2 separate regions of the Homo sapiens genome follow, and region 1 is linked to region 2. A link is an interaction called in ENCODE POLR2A ChIA-PET data of the cell type or tissue named here. Cell type or tissue: PC-9. All regions are shown on one strand. Links, peaks and the distances in the headings refer to the core of each region. The heading gives the core; the rest is flanking DNA.

The links. ChIA-PET counts read pairs that join two places held together with the same protein. Peaks named below come from ENCODE experiments on the same cell type or tissue, not always from the same donor. Only the 100,000 strongest peaks of a DNase experiment are listed, where the experiment ranks them.
Region 1: POLR2A ChIA-PET joins it to region 2 with 20 read pairs; 3 of 35 experiments call an interaction of 5 or more read pairs at or near these places.

The regions. Positions count from the first base shown.
Region 1 is chr11:47,789,554-47,804,832 of GRCh38, forward strand. NUP160 (nucleoporin 160) reads right to left here. Exons shown (of 36, transcript NM_015231.3): 21 at 14,996-15,065; 22 at 13,885-13,983; 23 at 12,258-12,377; 24 at 8,815-8,910; 25 at 8,615-8,709; 26 at 8,425-8,521; 27 at 8,226-8,331; 28 at 3,233-3,393; 29 at 2,377-2,437. It also overlaps the pseudogene RNA5SP340. Among named protein-coding and RNA genes, the nearest start is that of FNBP4, 30 kb to the left of the region's middle. In PC-9, for the core only: no CTCF peak of the experiment used is centred there; no DNase peak of the experiment used is centred there.
Region 2 is chr11:47,664,069-47,679,347 of GRCh38, forward strand. It overlaps AGBL2 (AGBL carboxypeptidase 2), which reads right to left. Exons shown (of 19, transcript NM_024783.4): 14 at 13,203-13,333; 15 at 4,773-4,839; 16 at 3,503-3,628; 17 at 2,888-2,995. Among named protein-coding and RNA genes, the nearest start is that of MTCH2, 29 kb to the left of the region's middle. In PC-9, for the core only: no CTCF peak of the experiment used is centred there; a DNase peak (open chromatin) is centred at 8,403; H3K27ac peaks cover 373 bases.

The DNA of each region.
Region 1 (15,279 bases), core at 533-8,532, 120 kb after region 2:
TTCTCTTACTGTTGTACAACATTTTCGAAGTGCTACCAGACAACCTTTAGCAGATTAGAATGCTGAAAATAAACTAAAAAGAAGGAACTTTACAATATTTTTACAGCAATGTAATTATTATATATAATATATAGTATATAACGTTACTACTATGTATAGTATATAACAATGTAACTGTATATGTTACAATATAACTACTGTCTAAATTGCATGTATAGTTGACCCTTGAACAATGCAGGGTTTAGGGATGCTGGCTCCTGAGCAGTTGAAACTCTGCATATAACATTTCATTACCCAAAAACTTAGCTACTAATAGCCTACTACTGACCAGAAGCCTTACTGACAACCTAAACAGTCAATTCACACATATTTTGTATTTTATATACTGTACTTTTTTTTTTTTTTTTTTGAGACAGAGTTTCGCCCTTATTGCCCAGACTGGAGTGCAATGGCGCGATCTCGGCTCACTGCAACCTCTCCCTCCTGGGTACAAGTGATGTTTCTGCCTCAGCCTCCCAAGTAGCTAGGATTACAGGAATGCGCCACCACGCCCAGCTAATTTTTTATTTTTAGTAGAGACAGGGTTTCTCCATGTTGGTCAGGCTGGTCTCAAAACTCCCAACCTCAGGTGATCTGTCTGCCTTGGCCTCCCAATGTGCTGGGATTACAGGCGTGAGTCACTGTGCCTGGCCTATATACTGTACTCTTGGTTGTGGTTGTTTTGAGACGGAGTCTTGCTCTTGTTGCCCAGGCTGGAGTGCAGTGGCGCGATCTCAGCCCACTGCAACCTCAGCCTCCCGAGTTCAAGCAATTCTCCTGCCTCAGCCACCTGAGTAGCTGGGATTACAGCCACCCGCCACCACACCCAGCTGATTTTTTGTAGTTTTACTAGAGACGGGGTTTCATCATGTTGGCCAGGCTGGTCTTGAACTCCTGACCTGAGGTGATCCACCCGCCTCAGCCTCCCAAAGTACAGGGATTACAGGCATGAGCCACCGCACCTGGCCTATACTGTACTCTTAAAAGAAAATGTTATTAAGAAAATCATAGGGAAGGCAGGCACAGTGGCTCATCCCTGTAGTCCCAGCACTGTGGGAGTCCGAGGTAGGAGGATTGCTTGAGTCCAGGAGTTTGAGGCTGCAGTGAGCCATGATTGTGCCACTGCATTGCAGCCTAGGCAACACAGTGAGACCCTGTTTCAAAAACAAAAACAAACAGGTTTAGGCAAGTGTCCTTTCCCCTCAGTGATTTTCCTTAATGGTGTCTGGGAACTCTTCTGCTGCTCCTTGGTCAGCAGAAGCTGCTTCTCCTGTATCTTGACATTTTAAAAGCCATATCTCTTTCTTAAATTGTCAAACCATCCTTTGCTGGCATTAAATTCTCCAGCTTTAGATCTTTTACCTTCCTTTTGCTTTAAGTTGTTGTATAATAACCTTTGTTTTGCAAATCATGTTAGAGTCTATAGATATGCCTTTTTTTATAGCAATACTGTACCCACATAAAAGCTGGATTTTCAATATGAGATAAAAATATATTTTGCAAAAAGCACAAGGTTTTTGTACCTACTGGCGAAGCTGAAGCAACAGCTTCACAAATTTTCTCTTCTTTTTTTTTACAATGTTCCTTACACTGGATTCATTTTTCTTGAAATGGCAGGCAACCTCAGCTGCCGGCCTCAATCTACAGTAGACATCAAGCAGTTCAACTCTTTCTTGTCATGTTATGACTTTTTTCTGCTCTTTGGGAGCACTTCCAGCGTCACTAGTGACACTTCGTATGGGTCCCACTAAACATTATTTTTTTTGAGGCGGAGTCTTACTCTGTTGCCCAGGCTGGAGTGCAGTGGCACGATGTGTGCTCACGGCAACCTCTGCTTCCTGGATTCAAGCAATTCTCCTGCCTCAGCCTCCTGAGTAGCTGGGATTACAGGTGAGGGCCACTACTGCCCAGCTAATTTTTGTATTTTTAGTAGAGATGGGGTTTCGCCACACTGACCAGGCTGGTCTTGAACACCTGACCTCAGGTGATCCACCTGCCTCGGCCTCCCAAGGTGCTGGGATTACAGGTGTGAGCCACCACACCCGGCTTCCTTAACTTTTTCAATATTTCTAGGCTATGTGGTTCAACTGGGAGTTTTTTCAAATTGTGACAATCTCCAGAAAAAGAATCCAATATACTTATTGAAAACAAAAATCTGTGTATAATAGGTGCCTGCAGTTAAAACTTGTGTTTTACAAGGGCAACTGTTACTACTATAACATTTATATATTACTATTATATGTAGCTTATTTAACTACATATTTCTATCATAATACAACTAACAATAACAACATTACTACTGTCTAGCAAAGAACCAGTGTGAGACTCCTGACTCACTGGGGGCAGCTGTGCATTCTCCATCATGATTCCTCTTAGGGGATGCTCCAGGGCGATCATACTGATAAAACAAAACAAGCAATTTAACTGTGAAAATCAGTATTTTATTCTGATATCATTAACGGTGATTCATAGCTTTTATGCTTAAATTTTCTCAATGGAAATTATTTTTGTTTCGACCAGCAGAGCTCTTCTTACAGAGGTACTGTAACTATGAGACAAAGAAAGAAGTTCTTTGCCAAGTTGTTAACTTAACCATAACATATTACTGAGTCCAAGGACAGGGATTTGATCTCCATGTAAATCAACTAATTTTTCTCGGCTCCAGAGTTATATATAACAGAAACAGCTGCATGTATCTGACCCATCAGTATGATAGGAAAAACTCAAAGTGTGTGTCCTTTAAAACAGTAACTGTAGACTGCATTAACAAACACAATAGAAATAAAAGCAGCTACCATTTACTGAGCACAGTTTGTGGGCCAGGCACTGTTACTGTTCTAAGCAATCGACTTGAATTATCTCATTAATACCCAAACAATCCTATAAAGTAGATATTATCCGTATTTTATGCCAGAGAATGACAAAAGATTAAGTAACTTGTCTGAATTGGGTCAGGTCTAACTCCAAAACCACTCTGCAATATTTCTTCCTACAATAATTCTGAACTTGAAAACTAAAGGGGTAGTAATATACAACAATTGAATTGTAAACATAGATTTTTTTCACAAATATCTCAGTAGAAATTGTAAATCAAAAGAAGCAAAATGACACAATAGTTTTGAAAGGACCAAAACAAGTAGATTTACTTGTTCCAGGATGAACCCCCAAATTCCAGGATGAAATGTTTTCATACCACTGCACCAGACACTGGCTGCACAATCCACGCATATTCTGGACGAATAAGTCGTAAACAATTGAGAGCAGCCAGATAACAGTTGCCTTGTTTCTCAAGTCCCCGGAGAGTTCGAACTTCTCTGCCAAGCCGCATTCCATACTCAAACATCACTGTGCCAGCTATGAGGAGATAATAAATTAGACTTTAGAACTTCCAAATTTTTTTTTCTTTTTTTTGGAGACAGAGTCTTGCTCTGTCGCCCAGGCTGGAGTGCAATGGCTTGATCTCAGCTCACTGCAACCTCCGCCTCCCTGGTTCAAGCGATTCTCCTGCCTCAGCCTCCTGAGTAGCTGGGATTATAGGCACACGACCACCACGCCCGGCTAATTTTTGTATTTTTGGTAGAGAGTTTAGTAGAGAGTTTCACCATGTTGGTCTCGAATTTGTGGCCTCGTGATCCGCCCACCTCAGCCTCCCAAAGTGCTGGGATTACAGGTGTGAGCCACCACACCCAGCCTTCCAAAATTTGTTTCTCTAGAGATACGCAGGGAGAATGCTATCCCTAATCAAATGTTAAAATTTAAAACAAAATTGGGTTTGATGTAACCCCTGCCCCCCCTCCCCAAAATCACATGTTGGTGAGGATGTGGAAAAACTGGAACCCTTTTGTACTGTTGCTGGGAATGTCAAATGGTGCAGCTGCTATGGAAAACAGTATGGCAGTTCCTCAAAAAATTAAAAGTGAAATTATCATGTCATTCAGTAATTCCACTTTTGGGTATATACCCCAAAGAATGAAAAGAGGGGTCTCAAAGAGATATTTCTACACCCATGTTCATAGCAGCATTATCCACAATAGCCAAAGGTGAAAGCAATCCAAGTGTCCATTGATGGATGAACAAAATTTGACATATAAATACAACAGAAAATCATTTAATTATCTGTAAGATATCTGTTTTTTTTTTTTTTTTTTTTTTTTTTTTTTTTTTTGAGACGGAGTTTTGTTCTTGTTGCCAAAGGTGGCATGCAATGGTGCGGTCTCAGCTCATTGCAATCTCTGCTTCCTGGGTTCAAGCGATTCTCCTGCCTCAGCCCCACAAGTAGCCAGGATTACAGGCGCCCACCACCACACCTGGCTAATTTTTAAAGACATTTTTAAAGAAGAAAATTCTGACGCCACTACAAGGATGAACCTTGAAGACATTATGCTAGGTGAAATAAGACAGTCACAAAAAGACACATACTATATGATTCAAGCAGCCAAATTCATAGAGATGGGTGGTAAAATGGTGGTTGCCAGGGAATCGGGGTTGGGAGGAACAAGTAGTTGTTTAATGGGTATATAGCTTCAGTTTTGCAAGATGAAAAGTGTTCTGGAGATTGGTTACACAATATTGTGAATGCACTTAACACTCCCAAACTGTACACTTAAAAATGGTCAAGATAGCGGGCGCGGTGGCTCATGCCTGTGATTCCAGCACTCTGGGAGGCCAAGACGGGCGGATCATGAGGTCAGGAGATCGAGACCATCCTGGCCAACAGGGTGAAACCCCGTCTCTACTAAAAATACAAAAAAATAGCCAGGCATGGTGGCAGCCTCAGGAGGCTGAGGCAGGAGAATGGCGTGAACCCGGGAGGTGGAGTTTGCAGTGAGCCGAGATTGCGCCACTGCACTCCAGCCTGGGCGACAGAGCGAGACTCCGTCTCAAAAACAAAAACAGTTGGGCACAGTGGCTCACGCCTGTAATCCCAGCACTTTGGGAGGCAGAGGTGGGCAGATCACCCAAGTCCAGAAATTCAAGACCAGCCTGACCAACGTGGTGAAACGTCGTCTCTACTAAAAATACAAAAATTAGGGGCTGGGTGTGGTGACTCATGCCTGTAATCCCAGCACTTTGGGAAGCTGAGGCGGGTGGATCATTTTGAGGTCAGGAGTTCAAGACCAGCCTGACCAACACATGGTGAAACCCTCTCTCTACTAAAAATGCAAAAAAAATTGTCGAGCGTGGTGGTGCATGCCTGCAGTCCCAGCTACTCAGGAGTCTGAGGCAGGAGAATCGCTTGAACCTGGGAAGGCGGAGGTTGCAGTGAGCCGAGATTATGCCACTGAACTCCAGCCTAGACGACAGAGCGGGACTCTGTCTCGAAAACAAACAAACAAACAAAAACAAAACAAAACAAAAACTAGCTGGGCATGGTGGTAGGTGCCTGTAATCCCAGCTACTTGAGAGGCTGAGGCAGGAGAATTGCTTGAACCTGGAAGTGGAGGTTGCTGTGAGCCGAGATCGAGACACTGCACTCCAGGCTGATCGATAGAGTGAGACTGTCTCAAAAAAAAAAGAACATAGATTCTCATTTTTATAATACTTTAGTTGCACATATTCAATAAGATTCTGAAAAGTCCATTGTTCTGGAACAGCATGGGACTCCAGAAATTAAAATATCATTAAAAATTCTTTTAGTTTTCAAATAAAGCTATTTTTCATTTCAACAAATATTTTTGAATACCTGCAATATGTAAGGCGCTTTCAGAAGAACAGCCTTGCTCTAGAAAAACCTGAACATTAATCTTGCTAAACTGGTACTAAGCAGGTTGATATAATGTTATTGTGAAAGCAGATACTGAGAGATCTTTAATAATTTTTATTTCCCTTCCTATATGATTCAAGAAAATAAAGAATATGCAAATATGTTTTACTATTAGGAATGTTAAGAACCTGCCTATGAATAAACCCCATCTACTTTTTTCCAATGAAAATCAGCAAGAAACCAAAGAAAATTCTAAGTAAAAATGGTACAAAAATGTTAGACATTCCACAGTGATTATATTGTAAAATATAATCTTAAAACAATCTCACATTCCGCTCACATTCCGTTCATTTTAGCTGTTCTGATAAATAATTCATTGATAATGTAAGTCCAAATTAAGATACATTCTACAAAAATGACTGACCTACATGCTTCAAAAATATCAATGTCATCAAAGGCAAAGTGAGGCTCCAGATTAAAGGAGCCTAAAGACATCGCACAACTAAATGCAGTGTGTATTCTAGATCCAGGGTGAGGGCAGTATGTGAGGGATGCGCTATAAAAAACATTATTGGCCAGGCGCAGTGGCTCACGGCTGTAATTCCAGCACTTTGGGAAATGGAGGTGGGTGGATCACCTGAGGTCAGGAGTTCAAGACCAGCCTGACCAACATGGTGAAACCCCGTCTCTACTAAAAATATAAAAAAATTAACCGGGCGTGGTGGTAGGCACCTGTAATCCCAGCTACTCGGGAGGCTGGGGCAGGAGAATAATTTGAACCTGGGAGGTGGAGGTTGCAGTGAGCAGACACGGTGCCACTGCACTCTACCCTGGGCAACGGAGTGAGACTTCATCTAAAAAAAAAAAAAAAAAAAAAGGAGCAGCTGCGGAAGCCCAGACACCAGGAAGGTGAGATCTTCCACACAGAAAAAGAGAAATACGAGATTACAGAGCACAGTAGGATCAATCAGAAAGCTGTGGACTCACAAATTTTACCAAAAATCAAAGCTATTCCTTAGCTCCAGGGCTACCTGTGATCTGTGTTTGCCCTGACAAATGGAATTTATCCTTACAAATTGCTGTTCTAAATGTCTTAAGAAGAACCTAATTAAATAACTGATGACATTAAAAAAATCATGATGTCTTTAACTTCCTCCCAGAAGGACCAGCAAAAACAAACAAGTAAGTAAATAAATAAATAGATATTGAGAGAGAGAGGAAGGAAGGGGGAAGAAAGGAAAGGAGGGAAGAGGAGATAAGAAAATGATGTAAAATATTAACAGTTGGGGAATTTGGATGAAAGGTATATAGGGTGATATTCACTGCGTTAATGTTTTAACTTTTCTGTAGACTTGACAAATTTTACATTAAAAAGTTGAATGAAGAAAAAAGAATTCACCAGGATATCATTTGATAACTTCTAAATGTAATTTTTTTTGAGACAGGGTCTCGCTCTGTCACCTAGGCTGGAGTGCAGTGACATGATTTTGGCTCACTGCAACCTCCACCTTCTGGGTTCAAGAGTAGCTGAGATTACAGGCATCCGCCACCATGCCCGGCTATTTTTTGTATTTTCAGTAGAGAGGGGATTTCACCATGTCGGCCAGGCTGGTCTCGAACTCCTGACATTAAGCGATCCACCTGCCTCAGCCTCCTCAAGTACTGGGATTACAGGCGTGGGCCACCGCGCCCAACCCTAAATGTAAATTTTAGTCCCCTCTTTAAGGACTTTGCATTTAATTGAGGGGATGTGGGACAATCTAACCACAGCTAATGCGGAATATCATCTATTATACTCATAACCTAAGCACATTTAAGCAGTCAGAATTTTGCTCTAAGAACTGAAATGTGGAAAGGGAGAAGGCTAATGGTGAAATAGCACAGGAACTCAAACCCAGTCTCAAAAATTCATGCTGTCTCTAGTGAAAAAGCTAATTTCCTTTATTTATTTATGAGACGGAGTTTTGCTTTTCGCCCAGGATGGAGTGAAGTGGCGTGATCTTGGCTCACTGTAACCTCCGCCCCCCGCCCCACCCTGTTCAAGCAATTCTCCTGCCTCAGCCTCCTGAGTAGCTGGGATTACAGGTGCCCACCACCACATATGGCTAATTTTTGTATTTTTAGTAGAGAAGGGGTTTCGCCATGTTGGCCAGGCTGGTCTCGAACTCCTGACCTCAGGTGATCCACCTGCCTTGGCCTCCCAAAGTGCTAGGATTACAGGTGTAAGCCACTGCGCCCAGTGCTAATTTCCTTTATAATTGTACAGAAGATGCACACAGAATGCCATTTTAGTGGCAACGCCTTGAGAAAGTTCTAGAATGGAAGCAAGGGCCTATCTTCAAGGTAATCTTCACAAGGTTTAAGCTAATCTTGTACTTAAACACATATTAAAAATTACCTAAGTCCAACACACAATATTTTGGTAAAACATGATTAAACTAATAAGGCTGTCTGCAAGATACTGTCTGGTTACATTGCTCACCCTTGCGGTAATTGTGGCGATAGATGTGAAAGGCATACAGAAGTTCATAGTAATTGTGAGTCATAAGGTCCACAGCTCTAGCACGTGACTCAATTATTCCCACAACCTAGGGAAGGGGAAGCAATCAGATAACTAAGTCAGTAGCAATCATGGCAACCACCATACTTGTTGAAAGCCATCACTGGATAAGTAAAATTACCTCATTATGCAGATTCACATAGGGAAACTCTACAAGATCCTGTAGCTGTGAGCGTTCACAAAGAACTACCACCAACTGCCGTAAACAATCTAATTGCCTAGAAGGAAAGAAAGGAATATGAGGGCAAACTATCTTAGTAGGTTAAACAGAGTTGGTAAATTGTCTTCTCTAAAAAAGGCCATGAAATTACCTGCTGGAATCAGGAATTTGGGTTAAGGCTTCATATGCTTGGCTATTGTGACCCAAATCCAAATGATGTTTGAAAATACATGTCCTTAGAGTAGCCTAAATATCAAATGTAGATCAAATATCAAAAAGAGCAATAGAAATGAACATACCACACCCACAACAAACCTTAAAGAAAACAACCAAATTGCAGCCAATTCTTACCTGACTTTTCCAGTCATCACCTGCTTCAGTTATGGCTGATGTAGCCAACTGAATAACCAGTTCAGGCAAACCAATGACATCTAGTAGTCGTAAAACCTAACGAGAAATAGAAGAAATTTCCATTAAAATTAATATTGTAATGTACTTCAAACTCAATTATGGTTTAAAATTATTGAGAAAGGTTAAGTAGGCCGGCATGGTGGCTCACACCTCCAATCCCAGTACTCTGGGAGGCTGAAGCAGCAGGATTGCTCAAGGCCAGCCTGGGCAATATGGCAAGACCCCCATCTCTACAAAAAAATTTTTTTAAAAATTAGCTGCGTGTGGTGGCATGCGCCTGTAGTTGTAGCGACTTGGGAGGCTGAGGTGGAAAGACTGCTTGAACCCAGGAGTTCAAGGTTGCAGTGAACTTTAATCCTGCCACTGCATTTCAGCCTGGGTGGTATAGCACGACCCTGTCTCTATCCTCAGTGCCTAGTATACAGTAGTCTCTCCGTAAATACTTGTTGAGGCTGGGTCTGGTGGCTCACACCTGTCATTCTGACCAACACGGCGAGACCCCATCTCTATTATTAAAAAAAAAAAAAAAAAGCAAGCTTGTTGAATGAAAGAATAAATACGATTTCACTACTAACTGTTCAAGTCACAGATGAATGTAAAGAATAGTAAATAAACACCATAGTTTTATAAAAACCCTAAAGATAATTTACTAAATGACTGACATAATCCTTTTTTTTTTTGAGACAGGGTCTCTGTCAATCAGACTGGAGCACAATGGTGTGATCTCGGCTCACTGCAACCCCTACCTCCTGGGTTCAAGTGATTCTCCTGCCTCAGCCTCCTGTGTAGCTGGGATTACAGGCATGCCCCACCACGTTCAGCTAATTTTTGTGTTTTTAGTAGAGATGGGGTTTCACCATGGTGGTCAGAGTGGTTTTGATCCCCTGACCTCAGGTGATCTGCCTGCCTCAGCTTCCCAAAGTGCTAAGGTTACAGGCGTGAGCCACTGTGCCCGGCCTGACAAACATTTTTGATTGTCCACCCTGTCAACGTCTGCCCGCTACCCTAACCATGCACATTTCCCTATCTCATATACGTGCAATTCTCTAATACATATGTATGATACATCCAAAATACGCATTTATAAAGGATGAAGATAAAATAAAAAGTTTTAAAATTATTTTTATTAATTTTTTGAGACAGGGTCCTGCTCTGTTGCCCAGGCTGGAGTGCAGTGGCATGATCATAGCTCAGTGTAGCCTTGACCTCCTGGGCTCAAGTGAACATCCCATCTCAGCCACCTGAGCAGCTGGGACCACAGGCATGCACCACCATGCCCAGGTAATTTTTTAATTTTTTGTAGAGATGGGGTCTTCCTATGTTGTCTGGGCTAATCTCAAACTCCTAGGCTCCAGTGATCCTCCTGCCTTAGCCTCTCAAAGTGTTGGGATTACAGGCGTGAGCCACTGCACCCACTATAATGGACCTGGAAAATTCTTATCTTCTAGTGACATCATAGCCACCGCATGTATCGCTCACGTGTTTGTGGTGATGCTGGTGTAAACAAACCTACTGTGCTGCCAGTCATATAAAAAGTACAGCATGGCCAGGCACTGTGGCTCATGCCTATAATCCCAGCACTTTGGGAGGCCGAGGCAGGTGGATCACTAGAGGCCAGGAGTTCGAGACCAGCCTGGCCAACATGGTGAAACCCTGTCCCTACCAAAAATACAAAAATTAGTGGGGTGTGGTGGTGCACACCTGTAATCCCAGCTACCTGGGACACAGAGGCAGGAGAATCGCTTCAACCTGGTAGACGGAGGTTGCAGTGAGCCCAGATCGCACTACTGCACTGGGCAACAGACTCCGTCTCAAAAAAAAAAGGAAAAAAAAAAAAGTATAGTATATACGATTATATAAAGCACATAATACTTTTTTTTAATTTTGAGACAGGGTCTCATTCTGTCACCCAGGCTGTACTGGAATTCAAAAGAATTGTCATTAGTAGGAAAGTAGAGGGTTTTTTTCTTTTTTTTTTTTGAGGTGGAGTCTTGTTTTGTCATCCAGGCTGGAGTGCAGTGGCACGATCTCAGCTCACTGCAACCTCCGCCGCCTCCTGGGTTCAAGTGATTCTCCTGTCTCAGGCTCCTAAGTAGCTGGGATTACAGGCGCACACCACCACGCCCGGCTAATTTTTGTACTTTTAGTAGAGATGGGTTTCACCATGTTGGTCAGGCTGGTCTCGAACTACTGACCTCGTGATCCGCCCACCTCAGCCTCCCAAAGTGCTGGGATTACAGGTGTGAGCCATCGCGTCCGGCCAAGGGTTATTAAGAGCTACAAATCTACTTCAGTGTAAATTCATTTATCTAATAAGCAATTAACAAAACAGTGAAGACTGCTTCTGTGGCATTTACTTTCTGGTGGGAAATCCAGATAAATTCTAGTCTAAAATATAAAATCAAGTATGGTGAAATGTTATACAATCTGGAAGTGTGCACAACAGGATGAATAAAAAAGCTTTTCTGCACAGGCCAGGCAGAGGGCACTATCTGAGGAGGTGACAGATAAGCAGAGACCTGAATGGAATGAGGGTGTGAGGAAGGGCATTTCAGGCTGACAGAACAGCAGGCAGAAAGGCCCTAAGAGAATAGAGCATGCGCTTGACTTGAATGAGACAGTAAGAAGGTCACCATTGTTACAATGGAGTGACCAGAGGAAAGAGGGGCAGGAAACAGGTCAAGAGGACCCTCAAGTCCAAATTATAAACTAAGGCTAAATACAGCATTACTAGTCAATTCCCAGAAATATCAGCAAGACTAGTAAAGTGCAAATTAAATAATAAAATTCTAATGGCAACTGGGCTAATAAAATACCATGACGAAAATTTCATTTCAGTTAAAAGTATTTATTACATTTCACCATTTAACCCTAATTATAGATCCTGGGAAAAAATTTTAACTTAAAATATGTTTCTTTAATTTCTTTTTGTTTTTTTTTGGAGACGGAGTCTCGCTCTGTCACCCAGGCTAGAGTGCAGTGGCACGATCTTGGCTCACTACAACCTCCACCTCAAAGTTCAAGTGATTCTCCTGCCTCAGCCTCCCAAGTAGGTGGGATTACAGGCACCCGCCACCACGCCAGGCTAATTTTTGTATTTTTAGTAGAGGCAGGGTTTTGGCATGTTGGCCAGGCTGGTCTCAAACTCCTGACCTCAGGTGATCTGCCTGCTTTGGCCTCCCAAAGTGCTGGGATTACAGTCATGAGCCACCGTGCCCGGCCATGTTTCTTTAATTTCTCTAGGCAAATTCATTTTTTTTAAATTTGGAAGTTCAGGGAGCAACTGAATTTTTATAGTATTTTTCTCCAAAAATAGCAAAGCAATGTATTTCAGATGTGTTTTTACACAGGGTGGTATAAGGCCAAACCAAGACATGATGTACCTTGTCATAATACTGCAGCCTGGGGGTAGACACGATCTCCCCATCCTCTGAGCGAATCAAGCGATCCAAGAATTCCTCTTTGCCTACTTCAGATGCTGCCTGACAAAAACATTCCAGAGCCTGGAGAAATAAAATATAAAATGACTTGTAACAGATCATTCAAATTCTAGGTGCTATGAATCAGGGGTTCACATGTAAGGGAAAGCCAAAAAAGAAACAAGATTACTTAACATGGTCTACTCTATGTATAGTTTCTGACACATATGAATTCTATGTGATGCATTCATATTTTTAAAAATGTATCTCACACTTAAGTGCTACCAATTAAAAAGTAAACATTGGCCGGGTGGGGTGGCTCACGCCTGTAATCCCAGCACTTCGGGAGGCTGAGGCGGGTGGATCACGAGGTGAGGAGTTTGAGACCAGCCTGACCAACACGGTGAAACTCCATATCTACTAAAAACACAAAAATTAGCCGGGCGTGGTGGCGTGCACCTGTAATCCCAGCTACTCAGGAGGCTGAGGCAGCAGAATCGCCTGAACCTGGTGGGCGGAGGTTGCAGTGAGCTAAGATCATGCCACTGCAGTCTAGCCTTCCAGCCTGGGTGACAGAGCAAGACTGTCTCCAAAAAAAAAAGAAAGTAAACCTTAATAAGATGATTGACACATACATACATAATAAGGCAACTGTAGCAATATGTTAACAATTGTAGAATTTGAGTGATAGGTATATACTGTTCACTGTAAAAAGTCTTTAAACTTTCCTGTCTGTTTGAAAATTTATGTAATAGAACATCAGGGAAAAAATTAAAACTTTAAACTACATAACGAGAAAAAAGCAGCATAAAACAATAAAAAAAATGTAATTAATAAGTAAATTTGGGCTGTGTGCAGTGGCTCATGCCTGTAGTCCCAACACTTTGGGAGGCTGAGGTGGGCAGATCACTTGAGCCCAGGAGTTCGTGACCAGCCTGGGCAACATGGGAAAACCCCATCTCTACAAAAAATTAAAAAATTAGCCAGGAATGGTGGCTCACGCCTGTAGCCTCCAAGTACCTCAGCTACTTGAGAGGCTGAGGTAGGAGAATCACTTGAGCCCAGGAGGTTGAGGCAGCAGTGAGCTGTTGATTACACCACTGCACTCCAGTCTGGGTGACAGAGCAAGACCCTGTCTAAAAGAAATAATAAAATAAGTAAATAAGTTTGATTTATAAAAATGTATCCTGGCCAAACGCGGTGGCTTATGCCTGTAATCCCAGCACTGGGGGAGGCCAAGGTGGGAGGATCGCTTGAGTCCAGCCTGTGCAACATAGTGAGACCCTGATTTTACAAAATAATAATAATAATAATAATAATAATAATAATAATAAAAGGAATCTCTAAAAACACACAGGGGCAGGAGAGTTCTAATATTTTCTTATGTTCCTGAGTCCTATCTAAATTGCAGAATACAAGAAAGTAGTCCTTACATGTATATAATGCCTTTGACTGGCATTAGTACAGTCTTCTTTAACTTTATGTAGAGGATTCTATGTCTCCCATCCCCTAAAACCTAGTCAAATGGAAGCTAAGCAACTTCCTTGCGTTAAAGTTTATAAAGTTTATTTGCCATTCAAATGTAGTTTACCTTCTGTCCTTCTCCTGTAACTAGGTAACACCTTCCCAGCATAAATCGACAGGAACCAACATTGACTTGACACCAGGGATGTAGCAGTTGAATATAATCCTTAAAGGCATAAAAGGTGCTTTCTGATTAGAAAATAAATGTTACTTAAGGAGATACTCATTCCCAAGTTATTCGTCACAGAGGATGAAAAGACAGTGTTTGAACAAATGTTTTATTTCCTGACATAATTCTGATATTAAAACCTACCCCTGTTGCCTTCCTTCTTCATCCATTCCCCCTTTCCTTACACAAACAGGAGTCCAGTAACACACATACACATACTTTACATCTCAGCAATTTTCCAATTTTTGGTATTTATTGGTTCAATGACTAGATTCCAGTAAAGGATTTATATGAAAACAATAGTACATTTGAATTACTATGAAGAAAACCTAGCAGAGACAAATTCTTAAAAAGACACTCTAGAGGCCAGGCACGGTGGCTCATGCCTGTAATCCCAGCACTCTGGGGAGACGGGTGGATCACCTGAGGTCAGGAGTTCGAGACCAGCCTCGCCAACATAGTGAAACCCAGTCACTACTAAAAATACAAAAATTAGCTGGGCGCGGTGGCACGTGCCTGTAATCCCAGCTACTCGGGAGGCTGAGACAGGAGAATTGCTTGAACCCAGGAGGTGGAGGCTGCAGTGAGCCAAGATCATGCCACTGCACTCCAGCCTGGGCAACAGAGTGAGACTCCGTTTCAGGAAAAAAAAAAAAAGATACTCTAGAAAAAATCACGTTAGGAATTATACTGTCCAGAGAGAAGTAGAGAAAAATCTCTCTCTTTAAAAATTTATTTTATTACTTTCTTTAAAAGCCTTTAGAACCAGGTATTCTCTCAGCCAAGTACTAACCATGCCCAACCCTATTTAGCTTCGTAGATCAGACAAAATCAAGCAAGTTCAGGATGGTATAGAAATAGAGAACAATCTCTTTGGGGTATGTCTTCACATAATCAAGTTTAAATTATTGTGGTTCTTTAAAATGCAGTTAACATTTACAAAGAAAAAAATTCAGCAATCCCATGCTTTACAAGAATGTGTAGACATGAAATGTTCAAAGGAACTCACCTGCAATTGTACATATTGGCAATTTCCCATCAAACATTCTAGAAAGAGACAACCAGGATTGCTAGGCCATCTAGTCATTGGTTAAGGATATTTCTTAATTTTTGTTGGCAAATCTTAAACATATACATTGGGCATCAAATTCAGAAAAGTCCATAAAATAGCTTAATTTACATAAACAAGGCAGAGAAGTTGGCCAACCACATGTTCTTTCATCATCACTAGAATACAGTTAAACAGTTACTTTTATACCAGGAGACTTGTTATAGTGCTTAGAACTCAGATAA
Region 2 (15,279 bases), core at 4,117-12,116:
GGTCTTGAACCCCTGACCTCAGGTGATCCACCCACTTCAGCCTCCCAAAGTGCTGGGATTACAGGCGTGAGTCACCGTGCCTGGGCAGCACTGTTAACCATAGGGTAGTGTTTCACATGAGGAGGGCCCATTTTGCACCCTATCCCCTAAGAATCAGCTACTAACTATTGTACCAAAACTGTTTTTTTATTTTTTTGGGACAAAGTCTCACTATGTCATCTAGGGTGGAGTGCAGTGGCAGGATCACAGCTCACTGTAACCTTAAACTCCTGGACTCAAGTGATTCTCCCACCTCAGCCTCCCAAGTAGCTAGGACTACAGGGGCAGGCTACCACATCCAGCTAAGTTTTTTTTTTTTTTTAAGACGGGGTTTCGCTCTATTGCCCAGGCTGGAGTGCAGTGGCGTGATCTCGGCTCACTGCAACCTCTGCCTCCCAGGTTCAAGTGATTGTCCTGCCTCAGCCTCCCGAGTAGCTGGGACTACAGCGATGCACCACCACGCCCAGCTAATTTTTTGTATTTTTAGTAGACACGGGGTTTCACTGTGTTAGCTAGGATGGTCTCAATCTCCTGACCTCGTGATCCGCCTGCCTCAGCCTCCCAAAGTGTTGGGATTGCAGGCATGAGCCACTGTGCCCAGCCCACATCCAGCTAAGTTTTAAAGTTTTTTGTAGAGATAGGATCTTGCTATGTTGCTCAGGCTGGTCTTGACCTCCTGGCCTGAAGTGATCCTCCCACCTTTGCCTCCCAAAGTGCTGGGATTACAGGTGTGAGCTACCGTACCTGACCTCAAAACCCACCTCCCACCTTTTTTTTTTTTTTTTTTAATTTTTAGCAAGGTCTTGCTCTGTCGCCCAGGCTGGGGTGCAGTGGTAGGATCACAGCTCACTGTAGCCTTGACCTCTCGGGCTCAAGCAATCCTCCTACCTCAGCCTCCCAAGTAGCTAAGACTATAAGCATGCGCCACCATGCACAGCTCATTTTTTTTCTTCTTTTTTTTTTTTCTAAGACAGAGTCTTGCTCTGTCACCCAAGCTGGGCGCAATCTCAGCTCACTGCAACCTCTGCCTCCTAGGTTCAAGCAATTACTGTGACTCAGCTTCCTGAGTAGCTGCCACTACAGGCATACACCACCATGCCCAGCTAATTTTGCATTTTTAGTAGAGGTGGGGTTTCACCATGTTGGCCAGGCTGGTCTTGAACTCCTGGTCTCATGTGATCCACCCATCTTGTCCTCCCAAAGTGCTGAGATTACCGGTATGAGCCACCGTGCCCAGCCATGCCTAGCTAATTTTTAAAAAAAATTTTTGTAGAGATGGGGTCTTGCTATGTTGCCAGAGCTAGTCTCAAACTTCTGGACTCAAGCAGTCCTCCTCTCTCAGCCTTCCAAAGTGCTGGGATTACAGATGTGAGCCACCGTGCCTGGCCACCCAGGCTGGAGTACAGTGGTATGATCATGGCTCACTGCAGCCTCCAACTCTGGTCTCATGTGATCTGCCCACCTCAGTGTCTCAGATAGGTGGGACTATGTGCACCACTATGCCCAGCTAATTTTTGTTTATTTTTTGTAGAGATGAGGTTTCACTATGTTGTGCAGGCTGGTCTTGAACTCCTGGGCTCCAGTGATCCTCCTGCCTCGGCTTTCCAAAGTGTTGGGTTTGGCCAGGCGTAGTGGCTCACACCTGTAATCCCAGCACTTTGGGAGGCTGAGGCAGGCGGATCACCTGAGATCAGAAGTTCAAAACCAGCCTGGCCAACATGGTGAAACCCCGTCTGTACTAAAAATAAAAAATTAGCCAGGCAAGGTGGCATGTGCCTGTAATCCCAGCTACTCGGGAGGCTGAGGCGGGAGAATCACTTGAACCCGGGAAGTGGAGGTTGTAGTGAGCTGAGATCGCGCCACTGAACTCAAGCCTGCGTGACAGAATGAGACTCTGTCTCAAAAAAAGAAACAAAAAAGAAAACACACAAAGTGTTGGGCTTTCAGGTGTGAGCCACCATGGCCGGACAGCCTATTTTTTTACACAAAAAAATCAATGATTTTGACTGGGCATGGTAGCTCATGCCTGTAATCCCAGCACTTTGGGAGGCCAAAGTGGGTGGATTACTTGAGTTTAGCAGTTTGAGACCAGCCTGGGCAACATGTCGAAACCCTGTCTCTACTAAAAATACAAAAATTAGCCGAGCATGGTGGTGGGCACCTGTAATCCCAGCTACTCCAGAGGCTGAGACCCGAGAATCACTTGAACCCAAGAGGTGGAAGTTGCAGTGAGCTGAGATTGCCTCTGCACTCCAGCCTGGGTAACAGAGTAAGACTCCATCTCAAAAAAAAAAAAAAGAAAAAAAATCAAAGATTTTATAGCCATAAAACTATAAAGTACTAAACATTGGCTGAGTGTCTCTCCTCTGTGTTGCCACTGCATCCTACTCTGTGATACAATTTCCTACTTACTTGCTGAAATCTCCACCAGATTCTGAAGTCCCCGAGGCAGGGATAGTATTTTGTTCAAGGTTGCATTCACAGCATCCAGTAAAGGGACTGGCATGTAGTAGGTGCCCAATAAAATTCATTGATTTATTTTAAAATAACATTTGCTGATTGAGTAGATGGGTGAGTAGAGGGATGAATGGATGGTAAGTAAGGCAGCCTGTTCTTATGTTCTTGGTGTAAAATCACAAATCACCAATATTTGATTCCAGACTTCAGTCATGTCTAATCCAAAGCAGTGTCAATGTCTCCCCCAGTTTTAATGTTTTCTTGCTCCCAGTGGCACTGTCAGGTTAGGGTAACGTAAATGGCTATTACATTTGTCACATTGTGGGAGAGAGGTGCTAATTCGAGAGGTTAGAGAATCTGTGTGACAAAGAGTCAAAAACAAAAATACTACCTCATTTAACCTTGGGTTTTCATTTTTCATTGGTAAAAAACTGGAATTCTCTGAGTTTTTGAAAAAGGTTGGCTGCTTTTGCAGAGTAGAAGCAAATCCTGCCTTTTCCTAGGATTGAGTGAAAAGAGAATCTTTTTCAATTGATCTATTCAAAATTGATCCAATTTACCCAACAGCAAAACTTGTACTTCTGAAAGCACGTTTGTCTTTAGAAAGCAGAGGGTATGGTGGGAGTGTGGCAGCTTGGACAAAGATTGATGAGCTATCCAGCTGTCTTAGCCTGGACCAGGCCTGGCCCCCAGCCATCCATCTACTCCTGACTAGCTCTAGCCACTACCATTCCAGTATCATGTATTTTCTCTGGAAATTCAGACTTGGCTAAAACCCAGATTTCTTATGCCAGAGTGTAGGAGAGGTTCAGTGGGCCAAGGCCAAAACCTGCTCGGAGATGTCCGGAGGGCCCCTGGAAGGGTTCTGATCGCAAAACAGAAAGTCTCCCTCTGCCCCAATCTCCATCCCCTTTTTGGTTTAGAGTAAACTTTAACCCCCTTTCCTTATCCCTCTATGGAATGGTCTGAAACTAGACAGTAGAAATAGCCAGCAAGTCTTTCTTACTGAGGTATCTTCTGTTAACTTTAACTTCTGCATCAAATTTTTTTTCTGATACTGCTCATTTCGCTGTTTCCTAGTCTGAAGTGACTTCTTTTTTTTCTTCTTAAACATCTTCTTTTTCTGAGTCAGCTATTCCAGAAAGTAGAGAAACTGGTCATTGAAGATTCCAGAACTAGGCCCACCCACATGTGGCACTCTTCATGCAACACTCAAGACACAAAGGCTAACTCGGTATGCAGATTTGTGGTGTTGGTTTGGAGAATAAACAAACAGTTCAGTTCCCTCCTTACTGGAGGATGCTTCCTACTTAATACCCCCAAATCACACTGTTACAGATAAACTGCCAAAGGGGTACTTATGGTTGGGCATGGTGGCTCATGCCTGTAATCCCAACACTTGGGGAGGCTGAAGCGGGTGGATCACTTCAGGTCAGGAGTTTGAGACCAGCCTGGCCAACATGGTAAAACCCCACCTCTACTAAAAATACTAAAATTAGCCGGGTGAGGTGGCAGGTGCCTGTAATCCCAGTTACTCAGGAGGCTGAGGCAGGAGAATTGCTTGAACCTGGGAGGTGGAGGTTGCAGTAAGCTGAGATCACGCCCCTGAACTCCAGCCTAGGCGACAGAGTGAGACTCCATCTCAAAAAAAAAAAAAAAAAAGGCCCAGTGCAGCAGCTCACGCCTATATTCCCAGCACTTTGGGAGGCCAAGGCGGGCAGATCACGAGGTCAGGAGTTTGAGACCAGGATGGCCAACCCCATCTCTACTAAAAATACAAAAATTAGCCGGGCGTGGTGGCATGTGCCTGTAATCCCAGCTACTCAGGAGGCTGAGGCAGGAGAATTGCTTGAACCCAGAAGGCGGAAGTTTGCGCCACTGCACTCCAGCCTAGGAGACAGAGCAAGACTCCATCTCAAAAGACAAACAAACAAACAAAAAAACACAAAGGGGCACTTATACTAATAACCAAATATCTGTGATTTACAATATGAAATCAGATTACTTATGGCAATAATATCAGGCCCAGATATTAATGATCATTAAATGTGTGGTTAAAAGATTCAGTTTGGGTGTTACCTTAAGATGGCCTTAAAAATTAAGCAAGAAAGTTATAAAGGACAAAACAAGAGACTTTAGGGCAAGGTGACTAGTTAGGACATTACTGTATATTTTCTGCAGGTCTTAGGACTGTTGGAAAATTCCAACAAATTGTCTGGTAGTGTCATGACTTTTTTTTAAGGCTGCTATTTCCTGGGTATAAGAGTTCAGCTTACCTCATCTGCTATGTTTGCTAGGTGAACAGGAAGACCATCTGAGAGAGAACTGTCAGAGCCACTGGTGCTGTTTCCAAAAGAAAAAAAGAAGAGGAAATAACTGTCATTGATATGTCTAGGAAGCATAACATTTACCAGACCAGCTGTATGGGATTAGGATTAGGATATCTTCTAGTCTACTATTTCTCTCATTGTCTATGCTTCAATTACTAAAAATTATTATTTTCTTCCTTTTTTATATTTTTGGGACAGGGTCTCACTCTGTCACCCAGGCTGGAGTGCAGTACTGTGATCATAGATCACTGCAGCCTTGACCTCCCCGGCTCAAGAGATCCTCCCACCTCAGCCTTCTGAGCAACTGAGACTACAGGCTCATGCCGCCATGCCTGGCTAATTTTTAAAATTCTTGTAGTCACAGGATCCCACTATGTTGCCTGGGCTAGTCTTGAACTTTTGTGTTCAAGCGATCCTCTTGCCTCAGCCTCTTAAAGTACTTAGATTACAGGTATGAGAAATTGCGCCCAAGCAATCACTAAGAATTCTTGACAGCTGGGTGCGGTGGCACACGCCTGTAATCTCAGCATTTTGGGAGGCCAAGGTGGGTGGATCACCTTGGTCAGGAGGTGGTCAGGAGTTTGAGACCACCCGGACTAACATGGTGAAACCCCGTCTCTATTAATACAAAAAAATTATCTGGGTGTGGTGGCGCACGCCTGTAGTCCCAGCTACTCAGGAGGCTAAGGCAGGAGAATTGCTTGAACCTGGGAGGCAGAGGTTGCAGTGAACCGAGATTGCGCCATTGCACTCCAGCCTAAGCAACAAGAGTGAAGCTGTCTCAATAAAAAAAAAAAAGAAAAATTTTTTTTTGAGACAGAGTCTCCCTATGTCAACGTCTCGAGTAGCTGGAACTACAGGTGCCCGCCACCATGCCCAGCTAATTTTTTGTATTTTTAGTAGAGATGGGGTTTCACCGTGTTAGCCAAGATGGTCTCGATCTCCTGACTTCATGATCCTCCCGCCTCGGCCTCCCAAAGTGCTGGGATAACAGGCGTGAGCCACTGTACCCGGTACCCAAAAAAGAATTCTTGACAAGCACATTCATTCATTCACTCCGAACACCTACTGCATGCCAAGCAGTGTGCTAGGCACAGGGAACACAGATGAACGAGGCAGAGCCTCTGGCACCAAAGAGTTTGCAGTCCATATGGCAAAGCAAATACTGGCCAGATGGGCAGAATTGCCCTTGGTGGAGGTTGTGAGAGGCTACAGGATTCTCAATGTGCAGGCCTAGAGAACAGCAGAGGACTGTCATTTGTTTGAAAACAAGGGATCTTTCTCATTTATTCCTCTTTGGCTGGTACCAATTCAGAAATCCAGGATCCTAACAGGTACTCTGAAGAAATGTATTCAATATATAAACATATGCATTTAATAAAGAATCTGAGCCTGGGCGATACAGTACGTCGCTGTATCTACAAAAAATGTTTTTTTTAAAATTAGCTAGTAATGGTGGTGCCTCCTGTGGTCCCAGACACTTGGGAGGCTGAGATAGGAGGACCACTAGTGCCCAGGGGGTTGAGGCTGCAGTGAGCCGAGATTGTGCCACTGCACTCCAGTCTGAGCAACAGGGCAAGAAACTATCTAAAAAAATAAATAAATAACAAAAAGAACCTTCAGGTCAGAGACCAAGATTACTTTTATCACCCCAATTTTCCTTCAAAAGTTTTGAATGAGGCCAGGCATGGTGGCTCATGACTATAATCCCCACACTTTGGGAGGCCAAGGCAGGAGGGATCACTTGAGGCCAGGAATTAAAGACCAGACTGGGCAACACAGTGATACCCTGTCTCTATTAAAAAAAAAAAAAGGGTGGCTGGGCACAGTGGTTCACACCTGTAATCCCAGCACTTTGGGAGGCTGAGGCTTAAAGATCTCTTGAGCCCAGGAGTTTGAGACCAGCCTGGGCAACATGGCAAAACCCTGTCTCTACAAAAAAATACAAAAATTAGCCAGGTGTGGTGGTGTACGCCTATAGTCCCAGCTACTGGGGAGGTTGAGCTGGGAGGATCATTTGAGCTCAGGAGGTTGAGGCTATAGTGAGCTGTGATTGCGCCACTGACTCTAGCCTGGGCGACAGAGCGACACTCTTTCTAAAAAAAAAAAAAGGTTTGGATGCTCATCTAGACTAATCTAAAGTCTTCCCTCACAAACTGTGTCCTCCCCCTTTCTGCAAGGGCTAGGATGAATGAAAACTTAAATAATCAAACCTTTCTTTCTTCATGTCTTTTGCTTAAGTGTCACATTATATTTTCCCCTTTCCTGGGGTTTAGTTGGCTAGAACCAAGAGCTGTTCTCTATGACAGGGGTCTATACACACAGTTTACTGGCACAAGGCCAGGCGCGGTGGCTCATGCCTGTAATCCCAGCACTTTGGGAGGCCGAGATGGGCAGATCACTTGAGGTCAGGAATTCGAGACAAGCCTGGCCAACATTGTGAAACTCCATCTCTACTAAAAATACAAAAAAAAAATTAGCTGGGTGTGGTAGCGGGTGCCTGTAATTCCAGCTACTCGGGAGGCTGAGGCATGAGAATTGCTTGAACCCGGGAGGTGGAGATTGCAGTGATGCAGTGAGCCGAGATCGCACCACTACACTCCAGCTTGGGTGACAGAGTGAGACTCCATCTCAAAAACAAACAAACAAACAAACAAACAAAAAACACTTATTGGCACAGAGCTCGAATCACATGGGAGAAGTCAGGATTTCAAACCATTCAGCTGCCCAGGCCTTCATTCTGTTTCTGCTCCCCTCCCACCTCTCAGTGCACAATGAGTAGTAGTCCCACAGAAAGACAGCAGGAAGAAAACCCCATCTTCTCTGACCTAATTCCCAATTCCCTGTTCTCACAAGGTGTTTTTCTAGTCAAGGAGTAGCCTTTTAGGATGCTGGAAGTCCTGTTGGTAGAAAATGTTAGCAAATGGGACAAAAGCACTAAAAGCAGTATGTCCCAGAAAGTGTCAAAACCTTTGTGTGTACACACACAGAGCAAACTCAAACTGGGCTTGTACACTCACAGTCTGCTTTCCTTTGCAATCGTGACAATGAATAGGTGGAACCCCACTGGAGACTGTGACAGCCAGTTTCTTGAGGCAGAGGCTGGCAAATTGGGTTCAATAATTCTTAACCATATGCATCAGAGTGTCCCTGCTGAGCCACTAGACTGTAGAGTCTGCCTGTTTCTGAATTGGTTCCCCTTGGGCCCTATTTATTTCTTTTTAAATTTTTTAAAAAATAGAAATGGGATCTCACTATGTTGACCAAGCTGGTCTCCAACTCCTGGCCTCAAACAATCCTCCCATCTCAGTCTCCCAAAGTGCTGGGATTACAGACATGAGCCATCATACCCGTTATTACAGACATGAGCCATCATGCCTAGCCACATCTTGGGCACTATTTCTATGAGTTGATATGCAGAGCACACTTTTTTTTTTTGAGACAGGGTCTCGCTGTGTCGCTCAGGTTGGAGTGCAGTAGTGCAATCTTGACTCACTGCAGCCTTGACCTCCTGGATTCAAATGATCCTCTCACCTTAGCCTCCCAAGTAGCTGGGACAACAGGCATGAGTCACCATGACTGGCTACTTTTTGCATTTCTTGTAGAGATAGGGTTTCTCCATGTTGCCCAGGCTTGTCTTGAACTCCTGGGCTAAAGTGATCCGCCCATCTTGGCCTCCCAAAGTGCTAAGACTACAGGCGTGAGCCACTGCATCCAGCCGGCATTTTGTTTTTGAGGGTGTATTTGGAGAGGGGTTGGTGCAGAGGTCTTGGTGAGTTAGGCATAGGATTCTGAGAGAGTGGAAGGGATGACATGGTGAATGGGGCACACTACCTGGTCTGATGGCCTAGTTTAAGGTCCCCAAAGAAATATTTGTGAGACTCAGAATTGCTTTTGGGCCCAGATGTCAATGTGCCATAGAGTGGGTGGAAGAGCCATCCCTTTTCCACTGTCCACCACAGACTACAGTGCAGCCTCTGTCAGAAGACTTCCACGCCAGCTCAGAAGCCTGAAAGCAGCTGGGTCATCCACGAGGCACTTTAGCCAGTAAGTTAGAGTAGAAGGTATTCTTGCATACCTGGGAGACATAACCTTTTGGGGGCTTCCTAAATAGCTGGGGAGACTATGAAGGTACAGATGAGATCCTGAATGCTAAATTAATTCAAAAAATATTTGTTGAGCTCTTCCTCTGTGCTAGGTACAGAACAGTACCATTCTAAGTGCATGAGATACAGAGCAAACGAAAAGATCTCTGACTTTGCAGAACCTATCTCCTAGTAGAGGGAAACAGACAATAAACAACAGATATTGGCTGGGCATGGTGGCTCATGCTTGTCATCCCAGCACCTTGGGAGGCCAAGGTGGGTGGATCACTTGAGGTCAGGAGTTCAAGACCAGCCTGGGCAACATGGTGAAACCCCATCTCTACTAAAAATACAAAAATTAGATGGCCGGGCGCAGTGGCTCATGCCTGTAATCCCAGGACTTTGGGAGGCCGAGGTGGGCGGATCACCTGAGGTCGGGAGTTCGAGACCAGCCTGACCAATATGAGTAAACCCCATCTCTACTAAAAGTACAAAATTAGCCAGGCGTGGTGGCACATGCCTGTAATCCCAGCTATTTGGGAGACTGAGGCAGGAGAATCGCTTGAGCCCGGGAGGTGGAGACTGCAGTGAGCCGAGATCGTGCCGTTGCACTCCAGCCTGGGCAACAAGAGCGAAATTCTGTCTCAAAAAGAAAAAAAAAAATTAGCAGGCATGGTGGTGGGCGCCTGTAATAATCCCAGCTACTCGGGAGACTGAGGCAGGAGAATTGCTTGAACCCGGGAAGCGGAGGTTGCAGTGAGCTGAGATCACGCCATTGGACTCCAGCCTGGGTGACAGAGAGAGACTCCATCTCAAAAAAAAAAAAAAAAAAAAAATTGGCCAGGCGCAGTGGTTCATGCCTGTAATCCCAGCACTTGAGGAGGCCGAGATGGGTGGATCACCTGAGGTCAGGAGTTCGTGACCAGCCTGGCCAACATGGTGAAACCGCATCTCTACTAAAAATTAGCCAGCCGTGGTGGTGGGCACCTGTAATCCCAGCTAATCGAGAGGCTGAGGCAGGAGAATAGCTTAAACCTGGGAGACAGAGGTTGCAGTGAGTGGAGATCACGCCATTGCACTCCAGCCTGGGCAAGAAGAGTGAAAGTCTGTCTCAAAAATAAATAAATAAATAAAACAGATATAGTAAAGACTTAAATGATACAGAATGACAGAGGCAATAAATGCTATGGAAAAAAGTAGAGCACCTAAGGGGGATAAGGAGTGGCAGGAGGGTGAAGGAGGGGAGTAAGTTGTAGCATTAGAGTAATGTGTGTAGGTCATGTTGAAAAAGGCAGCATTTGGCTGGGCGCGGTGGCTCACGCCTGTAATCCCAGCACTTTGGGAGGCCGAGGTGGGCAGATTGCCTGAGGTCAGGAGTTCGAGACCAGCCTATCCTAGGCAACACAGTGAAACCCTGTCTCTACTAAAATACAAAAAATTAGCCAGGCGTGGTGGCGTGCACCTGTAGTCCCAGCTACTTGAGGGGCTGAGGCAGGAGAATTGCTTGAACCTGGGAAGCGGAGGTTGCAGTGAGCTGAGATCGTGCCACTGCACTCCAGCCTGGGTGACAGAGCGAGACTCCGTCTCAAAAAAAAAAAAAAAAAAAGGGTTAGGGTGGAGGCCATAGAGGTATCAGGAGGCTTATAGCCTTATAGGCCATTGTAGGGTCTTTGGCTTTTTTTAAAACTGAGTCGGGGAGATACTGAAGTGCTTTCAACAGATACATGATATTATCTGATTTAGGTTATTTATTTATTTATTCATTCATTTTTTGAGATGGAGTTTCGCTCTTGTTGCCCAGGCTGGAGTGCAATGGTGCGATCTCGGCTCACTGCAACCTCCGTCTCCGGGTTCCAGTGATTATCCTGCTGCAGCCTCCCGAGTAGCTGGGATTACAGGCATGTGCCATCACACACAACTGATTTTGTATTTTTAGTAGAGATGAGGTTTCTCCATGTTGGTTAGGCTGGTCTTGAACTCCTGACATCAGGTGATCTGCCAGCCTCGGCCTCCCAAAGTCCTGGGATTACAGGTGTGAGCCACCGCGCCTGATTTAGGTTTTTTAAAAAATCACTCTTCTGCTTTTTTTCAGCCTTGCTAGTCCCTTCGTCTCAGTCGCCTTTGCTGGCTCCTCCCCTATTAAAGTTGTATTATCCAGCTCAAACCTCAGACTTGGACCTCTTCTCTATCTGCACTTACTTCCTTGAGATCCCACCAGTCTTTTTTTTTTTTTTTTTTTTTTTTTCTGAGACAGGGTCTCACTCTATAGCGCAGATTGTAGTACACTAGCGCGGCCATACCTCACTGCAACCTCGAATTTCTGAGCTCAGCAATCCTCCTGCCTCAGCTTCTTAAGTAGCTAGGACTACAGGTGCATACCCCGACCCCCTGCTAAGTTTTTTTTTTTTTTTTTTTTTTTTTTGAGACCAGAGTCTCACTCTGTCACCCAGGCTGAAACGCAGTGGCGCAATCCCAGCTCACAGTAACCTCCACCTCTCGGGTTCAGGCGATCCTCCCTCCCGCCTCAGCCTCCCAAGTAGCTGGGATTACAGGCATGTGCCACCACACCCAGCTAATTTTTGTATTTTTAATAGAGATGGGGTTTCATAATGTTGGCCAGGCAGGTCTTGAACTCCTGACCTCAAGTGATCCGCCTGCCTTGGCCTCCCAAAGAGTGGGAATTACAGGTGTGAGCCACTTCATCCAGTCCCCATCTAGTGTTAAGGTTTAAATATTATCTACCAGGCTGGGCATGGTGTCTCACGCTTGTAATCGCAGCACTTTGGGAGGCTGAGGCGGGCAGATCCGTTGAGCTCAGTAGTTAGAGACCAGCCTGGGCAACATGGCAAAACCTGTTCTCTACAAAAAACACAAAAATTAACCGGGCATGATGGTGCACACCTGTAGTCCCAGCTACTTGGGGAGCTGAGGCAGGAGGATTGCTTGAGCCCAGGAAGTTGAGGATGCAGTGAGCAGAGATCATACCACTGCACTCCAGCCTGGGTGGAGAGCAACACCCTGTCTCAAGAAAAAAAAGTCATCTATCCAATGATGACTCTCTCATTGGTCCACTGGACCTCTCCACTGAACTCCAGACCCATATAGCCTACTGCTTGTTCGAGGTCTCCACTAAATATATAATGGACATTACAAACTTAACAAGCCTAACACTAGACTCCTGATCTTCACTACCTCTCTAATTTTTTCCACTCCTTTGATCTTTCCCATCTCAGCTAAAGGCAACTCCATCCAACCAATTGTGGAGTCATTCTCTTCTTTTCTCATGCCCATATCCAATCCACAGGCAAATCCTAATGTTTATAATTTCAAAATATATCTAGAATCCAACCAATTCACACATCCCCCCACAACCACTGCTGCTACTCTGGTCTAAGCCTCCATTACCTTTTACCTGTATTATTGGTCTAAGCCTCCATTATCTTTTACCTATATTATTGCAAGAGCCTCCTATTGAGTCTCCCTGCTTAGAACTTCCCTCTTTATGATCTACTTTTCACACAGCAGCCAGTGTTCCTGTTGAAACTAAAACCTGTCTGGGGCCGGACGCGGCGGCTCACGCCTGTAATCCCAGCACTTTGGGAGGCCCAGGCGGGTGGATCACGAGGTCAGGAGATTGAGACCATCCTGGCTAACACGGTGAAACCCCATCTCTACTAAAAATACAAAAAATTAGCCGGGCGTTGTTGCAGGCGCCTGTAGTCCCAGCTACTCGGGAGGCTGAGCCCGGAGAATGGCCTGAACCCGGAAGGCGGAGCTTGCGGTGAGTGGAGATCGCGCCACTGCAGCCTGGGCGACAGAGCGAGCCTCCATCTCAAAAAAAAAAAAAAAAAAAAAGAAACTAAAACCTGTCAAACCATGATATTTCTCTACTCAAAACCTTCCAAAGGCTTTCCATCTCCGTTGGAGTGAAAGGCAAAGGCTTTGCAGTTCCCTACAAGGCCCTACACAAACTGCCTGCCCAACTCCCTACTCCTTTCTAATGGCTAAAACAGAGGCTGGCAAAGAATATTCACTCTTTTGTTTTGTTTTTTGTTTCTGAGCCTGTCGCCCATGCTGGAGTGCAGTGGCATGATCTTGGCTCACTGTAGCCTTAACTTCCTGGGCTCAGGTGATCCTCCCACCTCAGCCTCCCCAGTGTCTGGGACTACAGGCATAGATCACCAAGCCCAGCTAATTTTTGTATTTTTTGTAGAGACAACATCTCACTATATCACCCAGGTTAACAACAAAGTATTTAAAAAAAAACAAAACTCTGTTTTTTCTTTGTTACCTGGATTCAATGTCAGACAAAGAGATGTCACTCCAACTTCCTTCTAAATCTACATCTTGTCCAAGTTCATGGAATTTCTTGTGGATTTCCTGTCGTAAAAGCTCCTTAAGCTCTGCTAGACACTGAGTGAACTATGAAAGTGAAAAAAAGAACTATTTTGTTAATTCATTTTATTTTATTTATTTATTATTATTATTTTTGAGACGGAGTTTGACTCTTGTTGCCCAGGCTGGAGTACAATGGCACTATCTTGGCTCACTGCAACCTCTGTCTCCTGGGTTCAAGCGATTCTCCTGCCTCAGCCTCCCAAGTAGCTGGGATTACAGGCATGCCCCACCACACTCAGCTAATTTTGTATTTTTAGTAGAAACAGGGTTTCACCATATTGGTCAGGCTGGTTTTGAACTCCCGACCTCAGGTGATCCACCTGCCTCAGCTTCCCAAAGTGCTGGGATTACAGGCGTGAGCCATCATGCCTGGCCCATTTTATTTATTCATCAAATATTTACTAAGTATATGCTGAAAGGCATTTTATTTATTGCTGGGAACACAAAGATGAATAACCTGCACCCCTGCTAGTAAGGACATGTTAACAGAAAATTACATGAGCGGGAGGAACAAATAGAAATTTTTTTAGGGCAGAACATCAGTGAGCACTGCTCTAGCCACTTTTCTCTGACTAGAGCCAACTTCTTCTTTTTTATTTTTTTTTGAGACAGAGTCTTGCTCTGTCTCCAGGCTGGAGTACAGTGGCGTGATCTTGGCTCACTGCAACCTCCGCCCCCTGGGTTCAAGCCATTCTCCTGCCTCAGCCTCCTGAGTAGCTGGGACTACAGGCGCACACCACCACGCCCAGCTAATTTTTGTATTTTTAGTAGAGATGGGGTTTCACCACGTTGGCCAGGATGGTCTCGAACTCCTGACCTCGTGATCTGCCCGCCTTGGCCTCCCAAAGTGCTGGGATTACAGGCGTGAGCCATCATGCCTGGCTGCCAACTTCTTCAACAATGCAATACTCTATTTTATTTTATTTTATTTTATTTTATTTTATTTTATTTTATTTTATTATTTTATTTTTTTTGAGACGGAGTCTTGCTCTGTCACCCAGGCTGGAGTGTAGTGGCATGATCTCTGCTCACTGCAACCTCTGCCTCCCAGGTTCAAGTGTTTCTCCTGCCTCAGCCTCCCGAGCAGCTGGGATTACAGGCGCTTGCCACCACGCCTGGCTAAATTTTTGTATTTTTAGTAGAGATGGGGGTTTCACCGTGTTGGTCAGGCTGGTCTCGAACTCCTGACCTTGTGATTTGCCAGCCTTAGCCTCCCAAAGTGCTGGGATTAGAGGTGTGAGCCACTGCACCCGGCCTGATGATGATTATTATTAGTTTTTTGTTTGTTTGTTTGTTTGGGAAGACATAATTAATGAGGCAAGACCTCAGAAAGGCCATAGGGGAAGTCAACAAGTGTACACAGAGCAGGGCTAACTTTGGAGAAGAGAAAAGACACCTGGCTGGGCACAGTGGCTCGCGCCTATAATCCCAGCAGTTTGGGAGGCTGAGGCGGGCAGATTACCTGAGGTCAGGAGTTCCAGACCAGCCTGACCAATATGGTGAAACCCCATCTGTACTAAAAAATACAAAAATTAGCCGGACGTGGTGGTGCACGCCTGTAATCCCAGCTACTCAGTAGACTGAGGCAGGAGAATTGCATGATCCTGGGAGGTGGAGATTGCAGTGAGCCAAGTTCGCGCCACTGCACTCCAGCCTGGGCGACAGATGGAGACCCTGTCTCAAAAAAAAAAAAAAAAAAAAAAAAAAAAAAAGAAAAGACACCTGATTTTCTAAAATAAAAGGAAAGATAATTAGTGTTGTAGCTGGGCACAGTGGCTCATGCTTGTAATCCCAGCACTTTGAGAGGCTGAGGCAGGAGGATCACGAGCCCAGGAGCTGGAGACCAGCCTGGGAACGGAAAAACCCTGTCTCTATAAAAGCTTAAAAATTAGCTGTGTGTGGTGGTGCATACTTGTGGTCTCAACTACTTGGGAGGCTAAGGTGTTGAGGCTGCAATGAGCCGTGATCAC